Linked DNA regions of Homo sapiens: region 2 is linked to region 1. Evidence: read pairs that join two places in POLR2A ChIA-PET (ENCODE). Cell type or tissue: HepG2. All regions are shown on one strand. Links, peaks and the distances in the headings refer to the core of each region. The heading gives the core; the rest is flanking DNA.

Region 1 (5,364 bases), core at 177-5,176:
AGGCTGGAGTGCAGTGGTGCGATCTTAGCTCACTGCAACCTCTACGTCCTGGATTCAAGCGATTCTCCTGCCTTAGCCTCCTGAGTAGCTGGGACTACAGGCATGTGCCACCCAACCTGGCTAATTTTTTTGTATTTTTAGTAGAGACGGGGTTTCACCATGTTGGCCAGGCTGGTCTCGAACTCCTGACCTCAAGCTATCCACCCACCTCAGCCTCTCAAAGTGCTGGGATTACAGGCTTCAGCAACCCGGCCCAGCCAAAAAATTAATTAAAAAAAACAAAACAAAACAAACAAAAAAAAACAAAAACCAGGCCGGGCGTGGGGCTCATGCCTGTAATCCCAGCACTTTGGGAGGCCGAGGTGGGTGGATCACGAGCTCAGGAGATAGAGACCATCCTGGCTAACACGGTGAAACCCCGTCTCTACTAAAAAAATACAAAAAAATTAGCCGGGCGCGGTGGCGGGCGCCTGTAGTCCCAGCTACTCGGGAGGCTGAGGCAGGAGAATGGTGTGAACCCGGGAGGCGGAGCGTGCAGTGAGTGGAGATGGCGCCACTGTACTCCAGCCTGGGTGACAGAGCGAGACTCTGTCTCAAAAACAAAACAAAAACCCAGATGTGGTGGCATGTGTCCATGGTCCTAGCTACTTGGGAGGCTGAGGCAGAAGATTGCTTGAGCCCAGGAGTTTGAGGCTACAGTAAGCTATGATCACACCACTGCATTCCAGCCTGGGGGAAAGAATGAGGCCCTATCTCTAAAAAAAAAAAAAGAAAGAAAGAAAGAAAAGAAAAGAAAAAAGAAAAAGAAAAAAATGTGAAAGCATCTGTCGTTCTCTGGCACACACTAGGTGCTTGATGCCTTTGATGCCTATCAATTTCCCTCTCTGTCCTTTCTTTGGGAAACTACTTCTCCCAATATAACTTCAAGAGTTTGAAGTTGTATTTTTTTTTTTTTTTAATTGAGACGGAGTCTTGCTCTGTCGCCGAGGCTGGAGCGATCTCGGCTCACTGCAAGCTCCGCCTCCCGGGTTCACGCCATTCTCCTGCCTCAGCCTCCGGAGTAGCTGGGACTACAGGCGCCCGCCACTACGCCCGACTAATTTTTTTGTATTTTCAGTAGAGACGAGGTTTCACCGTGTTAGCCAGGATGGTCTCGATCTCCTGACCTCGTGATCCCCCCGCCTCGGCCTCCCAAAGTGCTAGAATTACAGGCATAAGCCACCATGCCCAGCTAATTTTTGTATTTTTAGTAGAGATGAAGTTTCGTCATTTGGCCAGGCTGGTCTCGAGCTCCTGACCTCAAGTGATCCGCCTGCCTCAGCCTCCCAAAGTGCTGGGATAACAGGCTTTAGCCATCGCGCCTGGCCATTGGCTCCAATAAAAAAAAGAAAAAGAAAAAGAAAAGAAACACTCTTTGCCAGTTGAAACACATTTCCCAGTTGCATCTGCCAATCTGTGACCTCTACTTAGGGAACCAAGATAGATCAGGTTAGAGAGGTAGGCTTGAGCCAGGTTTCAAATCCTCTTGAGAGGTGGGCTTGAGCCAGGTTTCAAATCGTCTTGAATGCCAAGCTGAGTTTTGACTTGAACTCACAGGCAGTGAGTAAATCACTAAAAGGTATTTTTGGAACGAGGGGTGGCCTGAGGCAAGGATTTGGGGACTCCTTGTAGTGGAGTTTCACGTGAAATAAAAGGGAGAGGCAGGCAAGGTTGCAGGTTGTTGCAACGACACAGGTTTGCGGCAGTACGGCTGAGGGAGGGCTGGAAAGACGGGTTGGATGGAAAAGATGAAGCATAAAAGTATGGTCAAGGGAGGACGAGGGAAGCGGACGGAAAGCAGGAGAGAAAAACTGAGGTTCCGATTTGATTGAGAATGAACCCTCTCTCGGGAGGAGGGGCCAGGTAGTTTAGTTTGGTGCTGGTAGTGCTGAGTTTGAGAAGCTGACCCCAAAATCTGGTCTTGACCGCAACACGGAGTGGGGCCTGAGCTCCTCGGTGCAGCCCCAGCTCCGCTACTCGCTGCTGAACGACCTTGGACGAGCCCATGTCTAAATCAGACTTGATAAAGGAGTCGCCTCTAAGGAGGAACTGGGATCCCCTCCTTCCCAGGCTGGTGCTCGGGAGGGTGGAGGATGGAAGGAGCGGGTCCTTCCCCCAGGGAGCTCGGGGTCTACAGCAGGGCGGGGAAGCGGCCCTTCCAGAAGAGGCAGGAGAGGGTCGCTCCCTCGGCCAGCCTCGGGCCGCCTGGGCTTTACTGGGAAAAGCAGCCGAGGTCCTGGAAGAGTCGCGCCCCGCGGCCCCCGAGGAGAGCCGCGGCCCTCTCCTTGCCTCCCCAGCGCCTGATTCTCCCTTGCTGGAATTCGGGAGTCAGGGATGCCTTTGGGGAATCCCTTCCCCTCCTTCGGTCCTCGGCACTGCCTCTGAGCTCGGAGGCCCCGGTCGCCTGGGCCCGGACGCCGGCCCGGACGCCAGCCCGGGAAGCAGCAGGTCAGGAGCGGGAGCCGGAGCCAAAGCTGGACCCAGGCCGGAAGTGCGGCGCCCTCCGTGGGCCTCTCTAGGAGCGGAGGCGACCGCGTCTCAGTGGGAATAACCCCTTCAGCTCCGGGAGGCCGTCGCCGCGTGAGGTGTTCGCTCGCTTTCCTCCTGAGAAGGGCCGAATGATGGCCGCTAGTCACTCTGGGGACATTTGGAGGATTGAATGCCTGTAACCGCGCAGGGCCCACGGCCTGGGTTTCCATCCCCGATCCGCCTCATGGCTGAGCTCCTCGGACAAGTTATTCAACCTCTCTGAGTCACAGCTTTCTTCCTTGCAAGGGGTTGCTGTAAGGATTCCATGAATTAATGCATGTGCAGCACTCAGAAGAGAGGCTGGACCCCGCGTGGTGGCGCGCGCCTGTGATCCCAGCACTGGGAGGCCAAGGCGGGAGGATAGCGTGAGCCCAGAGGCTTGAGGCTGCAGTGAGCTATGATCACGCCACTGCATTGCAGCCTGGGTGACAGTGAGACACTGTCTGGAGGGGAAACAAAAAAGCTATATATCATTTTTTTCCATTATTTATACTCTGCTATAAAAGAACTTTTGGTGGAGGGTCACGTTTGAGACATGAGAATAAGAAACATGATAAAAATGATAGTAATAACTGCTATTTACTGAGAGCCTTCTGTGTGCTAGGTTCCTTACACACCTTATCTCTATAACCTCAGGGCAATTCTGTGAAGGGAATGTTAATATTATTCCCATTTTATGGATTAAGAAACGGGTTAGGCCAGGCGTGGTGGCTCACGCCTGTAATCCCAGCACTTTGGGAGGCCGAGGCAGGTGGATTACAAGGTCGGGAGTTCAAGACCAGCCTGGCCAACGTGATGAAACCCCCTCTCTACTGAAAGTATAAAAATTAGCCGGGTGTGGTGGCGGGCGCCTGTAATCCCAGCTACTTGGGAGGCTGAGGCAGGAGAATCGCTTGAACCCAGGGGGCAGAGGTTGCAGTGAGCCGAGATCACACCACTGCACTCCAGCCTGGGCGACAGAGTGAGGCTCCGTCTTAAAAAACAACAACAACAATAAACGGGTTAATGGCCAGGTGCGGTGGCTCATGCCTATAATCCCAGCACTTTGGGAAGCCGAGGTGGGCGGATCACGAGGTCAGGAGTTTGAGACAAGCCTAGCTAACATAGTGAAACCCCATCTCTACTAAAACTACAAAAATTAGCCAGGCATGGTGGCACGCAGCTGTAGTCCCAGCTACTCGGGAGGCTGAGGCAGGAGAATCGCTTGAACCCGGGAGGCAGAGGTTGTGGTGAGCCGAGATCTCGCCACTGCATTCCAGCCTGGGCAACAAAGCAAGACTCCGTATCAAAAAAAAAAAAAAAAAAAATCAGTCACAGTGGCTCATGCCTGTAATCCTAGCACTTTGGGAGGCCGAGGAAGGTGGATCACTTGAGTTCAGGAGTCTGAGACCAGCCTGGCCAACGTGGTGAAACCCTGTCTCTACTAAAAATAAAAAAATTAGCGGGGTGTGGTGGCAGGCGCCTGTAATCCCAGCTGCTCGGGAGGCTGAGGCACGAGAATCACTTGAAACCAGAAGGCGGAGGTTTCAGTGAGCCGACATTGTGCCACTGGACTCCAGCCTGGGTGACAAGAGCGAAACTGTCTCAAAAAAAAAAAAAAAAAAAAAAAACAGGGCCGGGTGTGGTGGCTCACGCCTGTAATCCCAGCACTTTGAGAAGCGAAGGTGGGTGGATCACAAGGTCACGAGTTCAAGACCAGCCTGGCCGAGATGGTGAAACCTCGTCTTTACTAAAAAAAAAAAAAATAGAAAAATTAGCTGGGCATGGTGGCAGACACTTGTAATCCCAGCTACTCGGGAGGCTGAGGCAGGAGAATTGCTTGAACCCAGTGGGCAGAGGCTGCAGTGAGCCGAGGTCATGCCACTGCACTCCAGCCTGGGTGACAGAGTGAGACTCCATCTCCAAAAAACAAAAAGAAAGAAAGAAACAGGTTAATAACTGAGTATATGTCAGAGTCTGATTTGAACTCAAAACTGCCTGATTCCAGAGTGCACAATGCACGATTTTCCCTCTCCTCTGCACTGAATCTCCATTTGGGAAACTTTTTCTGGGAATTCCAAACTAAAGCATCAAACTTGGACATCTAGTTAGTTCAGAGCTGTGCTAAATCACCTAATTCCTACAACAGGATGAAAATCAATCATGAACGGTGCTGCCCCAGAACAGACACCAACTTCATTTAAAAAAGAGCTCACGCCTGTAATCCCAGCACTTTGGGAGGCAAAGGAGGGAGGATTGCTTCAGCCCAGGAGTTCCAGACCAGCCTAGGCAACATAAGGAGACTCAGTCACTACAAAGAGGGGGGAAAAGAAAAAAAAGCCAGCTGTTTTGGCCTGCACCTGTGGTCCCAACTACTCAGGAAGCTGAGGTGGGAGGATCACCTGAGCCCAGGAGGTTGAGGCTACAGTGAGCTATAGTCATGCCACCACACTCCACCCTTGGTGACAGAGTGAAACCCTGTCTAAAAAAAAAAAAAGAAGAAGAAGAAGAAGAGGATCTTGTGACCTTGAAAAGAAGCAAGTTTTAGACAAAGACAGAAAGCTGAAAGGCACTGAGTGTGTGTTTTCAGGATAAAATAAAACCATGCTCTTACGTGCAAGAACAATTACCATCCGGCCTCCCCTTTCATACAGCCCGTGGAGACTTGGAAGAACAGACCTTCCCGCGCAGCCTTTCTTCCTGCTTCCACTGCTCAATGGCTCTCTGGGCAGATTCCACTCCAGTGTTTAGTACTAAAGTCTCCAGCATTTAGTACTACCAGCTCCAGCGTTTAGTACTAAAGGCTCATAGAGTTTG
Region 2 (5,364 bases), core at 112-5,111, 730 kb after region 1:
TGGTCTGGTCAGCTGGCAAAAGAGAAAAGCCACAGACAGGTGGCGAAAAAGAGGCCGACCCTGCTCATCATCCCCTCACAGGCCCTGTCTGGCTGCAGGTAGTCTATGTGAGGCAGGGCCAGGCAAAGAGCCTGAGGGCCACAGATTCAGGACCCAGCTCTGCCACGTCCTCAGTGGGTGACCTCAGTTAAGTCACCAGACCTCTACGAGTCATGGCTTCCTATTCGATAAAATGCAGCAAATGATTCCAACCTCATAGGATTGCTGGGGGGAAGAGATGGATAGAAGTTTTTTGCCAGTACCGGGCCAGGCCAAATAGTGGCCCTGTAAAGGCCAATGTTTACTGTTCAATAAACGTAGGGTAATTCTGTGGGCTCTTCTGCCACAATTCTCCAGCCTGGTAGAAGCCACAATCACACAGTTCCCCAGAGGAGGCAGGTAATTAAACCCCTGACTGTTCCCCACGCATCTCAGGGCCTCCACTGTTACATTCGTCCTGCTTGGAATGCCCTTCCCTCACTGGCCCTGCCTCCATCAGCTAGCCAAATTATCTTCATCCTTCAAGGCCTACCTCCACTCAAAAGCCCTCCCTGATGGCTTTAGCCCATCTCATTATTGCCCTCTTCCAAAAGAAATAGAATACCTGGTGATTATCAAGCACGTATGCTGTACCAAAACACTGTGCTAACCTCATCTCCAGCACCAACTCACTGAATCTTCACAATCATCTTATTAAGTACTATTAATTCTGCTTTACAAATAAAGACACTTAAGATTACTAACACAGCTAGAAAGCGGCAGAGTTCAGATTCAAACCTAGAGCCATCTCACACTGCAAAACCTAGAGCCTTAACCACTACATCATCCTACTTCCCACAGAACTCTGAACTGGCCTCCCTATCGTGCTTAATTCTACCCTGGCTTACTTGCTACGATTTCTCAGGCTCCCACCCTGAACGTGAATGATCCAACTCCACCTTTTTGCATTATGGCCTGAAAAAGGACAGGACACTAAGAGCTGGCTTCAGACCCCATTCCTTACTTGTGGGTAACTTTGAACATGAAAGTTCCCACCTGTAAAATGAGTACAATACCACCAATCTTTAAGGGTTGTTGTAATTAGAAGACTTTTATAAATCACAGGGTCTTTAACTTTCCTGTCTTAAACTTTTGGTTTTTGGCTGACTCTTTTACCACCTCCTTATTCGAGGCCTCTCCCACAGTTCGGCCCCCCTCCAACAAGCTTCCGTCCCCCGACAGATGGACTTGTTTCCTTGAGTTTCCTAAGTACTTTATGTAACACTCTTACTCCACTGGAAACACATCGTCTAATAAACTTTAAGTGTCTTTATCCACTCTGTCTTCCCCGAGCAGGCTAGCTTTTCCTCGAGGGCAGCGGCTCCATCCTGCTCCTCTCTGGGAAAGCTTCCAGAACGAGGCAAGCCCAAAGTTCTCAGTTGGGTTTGCCCCAGGCCAGAACCCGTGGGCGGCGGCTTGGCCTCCCTTCCCCAGGGCCAACGAGCTCACCTGGCCTTAGCGCACAGGGCCTTGACTTCGCTCTCCTTGATGAGCTCGCAGCGACGCAGCTGCTCGATCTGCCGGTCCAGGTCGCTGATCTCCGCCATGGCCCACCCCCGGCGCGGGTCAGAGTCGGGGCCGCCGCCCCCTCCGCACCGCACAGGGGTCTCCTGGGAAAGGCCAAGACGAGCCCGCGGATCAGTGTCCGTCCGGGGCTCGGAGCGGACAACTCGATTCTAGAGCCGGCCCGGCTCCCCCACCCCCGCCTCCCCTCACATCGGCCCCAGGACCCCCCGGCGTCCAACGGCCTGGCCGCACCCCCGCTAACTCCCGTCGAACCCCGCGGTCCCGCGCTAAGGACGGTGACTTAGAGGAGTCTCGCACTATTACCGCCGCTGCGACTCCGGTTCCGGCTCTCCGGCTCCCTGCCTCCCTCTTTCACTCCGCTTTCGACCGCCGCCGCCGCCGCCGCCGCCGCTCCTACTTCCGGCCCCGCCGCGGAAGCAAAGGAGGCCAGTTCCGCCGCGCGCCGGATGTGGCGTCATACACGCTCCTCTCCTTTCGCAGCGACCCCTGCACCACTTCTCCAGCCTGAGATCGGGAAGGAGGTGGAGGAACCCGGTGGCGGCCAGTGGCAGTTTTGTGGGCTCTGCCGCTGGGCGATGTGGAGGCTATTAGAAACCCTAGACCAGTCCCCTCCCATATCATTTCATAAAAATGTTTAAACAACTGTCTTTTCTTTTTTTGAGACGGAGTTTTGCTGTTGCCCAGGCCGGGGTGCAATGGCACGAACTCGGCTCACCGCAACTTCCGCCTCCCGGGTTCCAGCAATTCTCCTGCCTCAGCCTCCTGAGTAGCTGGGATTACAGGCATGCGCTACCACGCTGGGCTAATTTTGTATTTTTAATAGAGACGGGGTTTCTCCATGTTGGTCAGGCTGGTCTCTAACTCCCTACCTCAGGTGATCCGCGCCCCCACCCACCACCACCCTTCGGCCTCCCAAAGTGCTGGGATTACAGGCGTGAGCCACCGCGCCCGGCCACAACTTTCTTTTTTCTAAATTAGAGACAGGGTCTCGCTCTATCGCTCAGGCTGGAGTCGGTGGGGCTATCATAGGTCACTGTGACCTCGAACTCCTGGGCACAAGCTATCTTCCCGCCTCGGGCCTCCCAAAGTGCTGGGATTACAGGCGTGAGCCACCGCGCCCGGCCATCCCCCATTTCAGCTAGGGAAACAAGCCGAGCTGGGGCTAGGCTTTGTAACTTTATTACACTTTTTTTTTTTAACATTACACTTTTTTTTTAATGTTACACATTTTTGTTACTTGTTTTGTCAGCCTTCCCCACCACAGTCCTTGGAGGATCCAACTTTGTCTTTTTAAATATTGCAGCCCCAGTGGTTAGAATAAGGCCTGGCACGGTAGGCATATATAGATACTTGTTAATACTTGTTCAATGGATGAGGGAAGCCAAGTTCAGATCTCTTCCTGTGCCGTCAGAGAAATATTTGCCGTGGACAACTTCAGAAGTTAACAGATTGGAGTCCACTTTTCCCACGCCAAGCCTGTGCCTCAGTCAGCATGACTTCTCTGATTCCAAAATGGCACTCTTGACATTTCTTAGTTGCTTCCGTTTTTCTTTTTGAGACAGAGTCTCACTCTCTCGCTCTGTCGCCCAGGCTGCAGTCCAGTGGCGCCATCTCGGCTCACTGCAAGCTCCGCCTCCCGGGTTCACGCCATTCTCTTGCCTCTGCCTCCTGAATAGCTGGGACTACAGGCGCCCGCCACCAGGCCCGGCTAATTTTTTTGTATTTTTTAGTGGAGACGGGGTTTCACCGTGTTAGCCAGGATGGTCTCGATCTCCTGACCTCATGATCCACCTGCCTCAGCCTCCCAAAGTGCTGTACCACAGGCGTGTACCACCGTGCCCGGCCTCTTTTTTTTTTTTTTTTTTTTTTTTTGAGACGGAGTCTTGCTTTTTCACCCCGACTGGAGTGCAGTGGCACAATCTCGGCTCACTGCAACCTCCGCCTCCCAGGTTCAAGCGATTCTCCTGCCTCAGCCTCCCAAGTAGCTGGGATTACAGGCATGTGCCACGACGCCTGGCTAATTTTTGTATTTTCATTTATTTATTTTTTTAAGACAGAGCCTTCCTTGCTCTTGTCGCCCAGGCGGGAGTGCAGTGGAGCGATTTTGGCAAACCGCAACCTCCGCCTCCTGGGTTCAAGCAATTCTCCTGCCTCAGCCACCTGAGTAGCTGGGATTACAAGCACCCGTCACCACGCCCAGCTAATTTTTGCATTTTTAATAGAGACGGGGTTTCACCATTTTGGTCAGGCTGGTCTCGAACTCCTGACCTCAGGTGATCCACTCTCCTCGGCCTCGGAAAGTGCTGGGATTACCAGCTTGAGCCACCGTGCCTGGCTTCTTAGTTGCTTTCTATTAAGTTTTGTGCCTTTTTTAAGAGGAGGAAACTGGCTCAGAGGGGTTAAATAACTTGTTCATTGCTTGTATAACAGTGGATTGGGGATGTTACACTGAAATTTGAATCCGGGGCTAGGTGTGGTGGCTCAAGCATGTAATCCCAGCACTTTGGGAGGCCGAGGCGAATCACTTAAGCCCAGGAGTTCAAGACCAGGCTGGGCAACAGAGTGAGACCCAGTCTATAAACAAAAAGAATAAGAAACTTGGGCTGGGCGCGGTGGCTGACGCCTGTAATCCCAGCACTTTGGGAGGCTGAGGCGGGCGGATCACGAGATCAGGAGATCGAGACCATCCTGGCTAACATAGTGAAACCCCGTCTCTACTAAAAATACAAAAAAATAGCTGGGCGTGGTGGCGGGCGCCTGTAGTCCCAGCTACTTGGGAGGCTGAGGCAGGAGAATGGCGTGAACCCAGGAGGCAGAGCGTGCAGCGAGCCAAGATTGCGTCACTGGACTCCAGCCTGGGCAACAGAGCGAGACTCTGTCTCAAAAAAAAAAAAGAAAGAAATTTGAACCTGGCTGTGTGTGGTGGCTCACACCTGTAATCCCAGCACTTTGGGCAGCCGAGGCAGGTGGATCACCTGAGGTCAGGAATTCAAGATCAGCCTGACCAACATGGTGAAACCCTGTCTATCCTAAAAAATAAAAAATAATAATAATTAGGTTTGGTGATGCGCTTGTAGTCCCAGCTACCTGGGAGGCTGAGGCAGGAGAATCGCTTGAACCCAGGAGGCGGGGGTTGCAGTGAGCCGAAATTGTGACACCGCACTCCAGCTTGGACAACAGAGTGAAATGCTGTCTCAAAAAAAAAGAAATTTGAACTCAGAAAGTTGTGTCCTCAGGTGTAGTTTTTTTTTCTATCAATTACTCTTTCGGGAACTCAGATTATCATAAAATTAAGAGGTCCAGGCCAGGCATGGTGGCTCACGCCTGTAATCTTAGCACTTTGGGAGGCCAAGGCAGGCGGATTACCTGAGATTGGGGGTTCAAGACCAGCCTGGCCAACATGGTGAAACCCCGTCTCTACTAAAAATACAAAAAATTAGCCGGGTGCAGTAGCGTGCACCTGTAATCCCAGCTACTCTGGAGAGGCTGAGGCAGGATAATCGGTTTGAACCCGGGAGGCAGAGGTTGCAGTGAGCCCAGATCGTGCCACTGCCCTCCGGCCTGGGCTACAGAGCGAGACTTCGTCTCAAAATAAATAAATAAATAAAAGTCCAAATCCCCCAAACTGGTATATGACGTTCTCTGCTTCTCTAGTCTTTTTTATTTTTTTTTTTTTGAGACGGAGTCTCGCTCTGTTGCCCAGGATGGAGTGTGGTGGCACAATCTTGGCTCAGCGCAACCTCCACCTCCTAGATTCAA

Evidence for each region. Peaks named below come from ENCODE experiments on the same cell type or tissue, not always from the same donor. Only the 100,000 strongest peaks of a DNase experiment are listed, where the experiment ranks them.
Region 2: POLR2A ChIA-PET joins it to region 1 with 6 read pairs; 1 of 35 experiments calls an interaction of 5 or more read pairs at or near these places.

What each region holds. Positions count from the first base shown.
Region 1 is chr16:30,802,777-30,808,140 of GRCh38, reverse strand. The region is part of intron 1 of LOC124903679 (a long non-coding RNA gene); the gene reads right to left. Among named protein-coding and RNA genes, the nearest start is that of ZNF629, 18 kb to the right of the region's middle. RefSeq lists silencers at 2,404-2,493, 2,634-2,693. In HepG2, for the core only: a CTCF peak has its summit at 2,549; DNase peaks (open chromatin) are centred at 1,910 and 2,540; H3K4me3 peaks cover 2,424 bases.
Region 2 is chr16:30,072,639-30,078,002 of GRCh38, reverse strand. It overlaps PPP4C (protein phosphatase 4 catalytic subunit), which reads right to left and starts at 2,009. Exons shown (of 9, transcript NM_002720.3): 1 at 1,909-2,009; 2 at 1,528-1,688. The coding sequence starts at 1,625. RefSeq lists enhancers at 1,396-1,485, 3,108-3,287 and a silencer at 1,596-1,735. In HepG2, for the core only: no CTCF peak of the experiment used is centred there; a DNase peak (open chromatin) is centred at 2,062; H3K4me3 peaks cover 2,727 bases.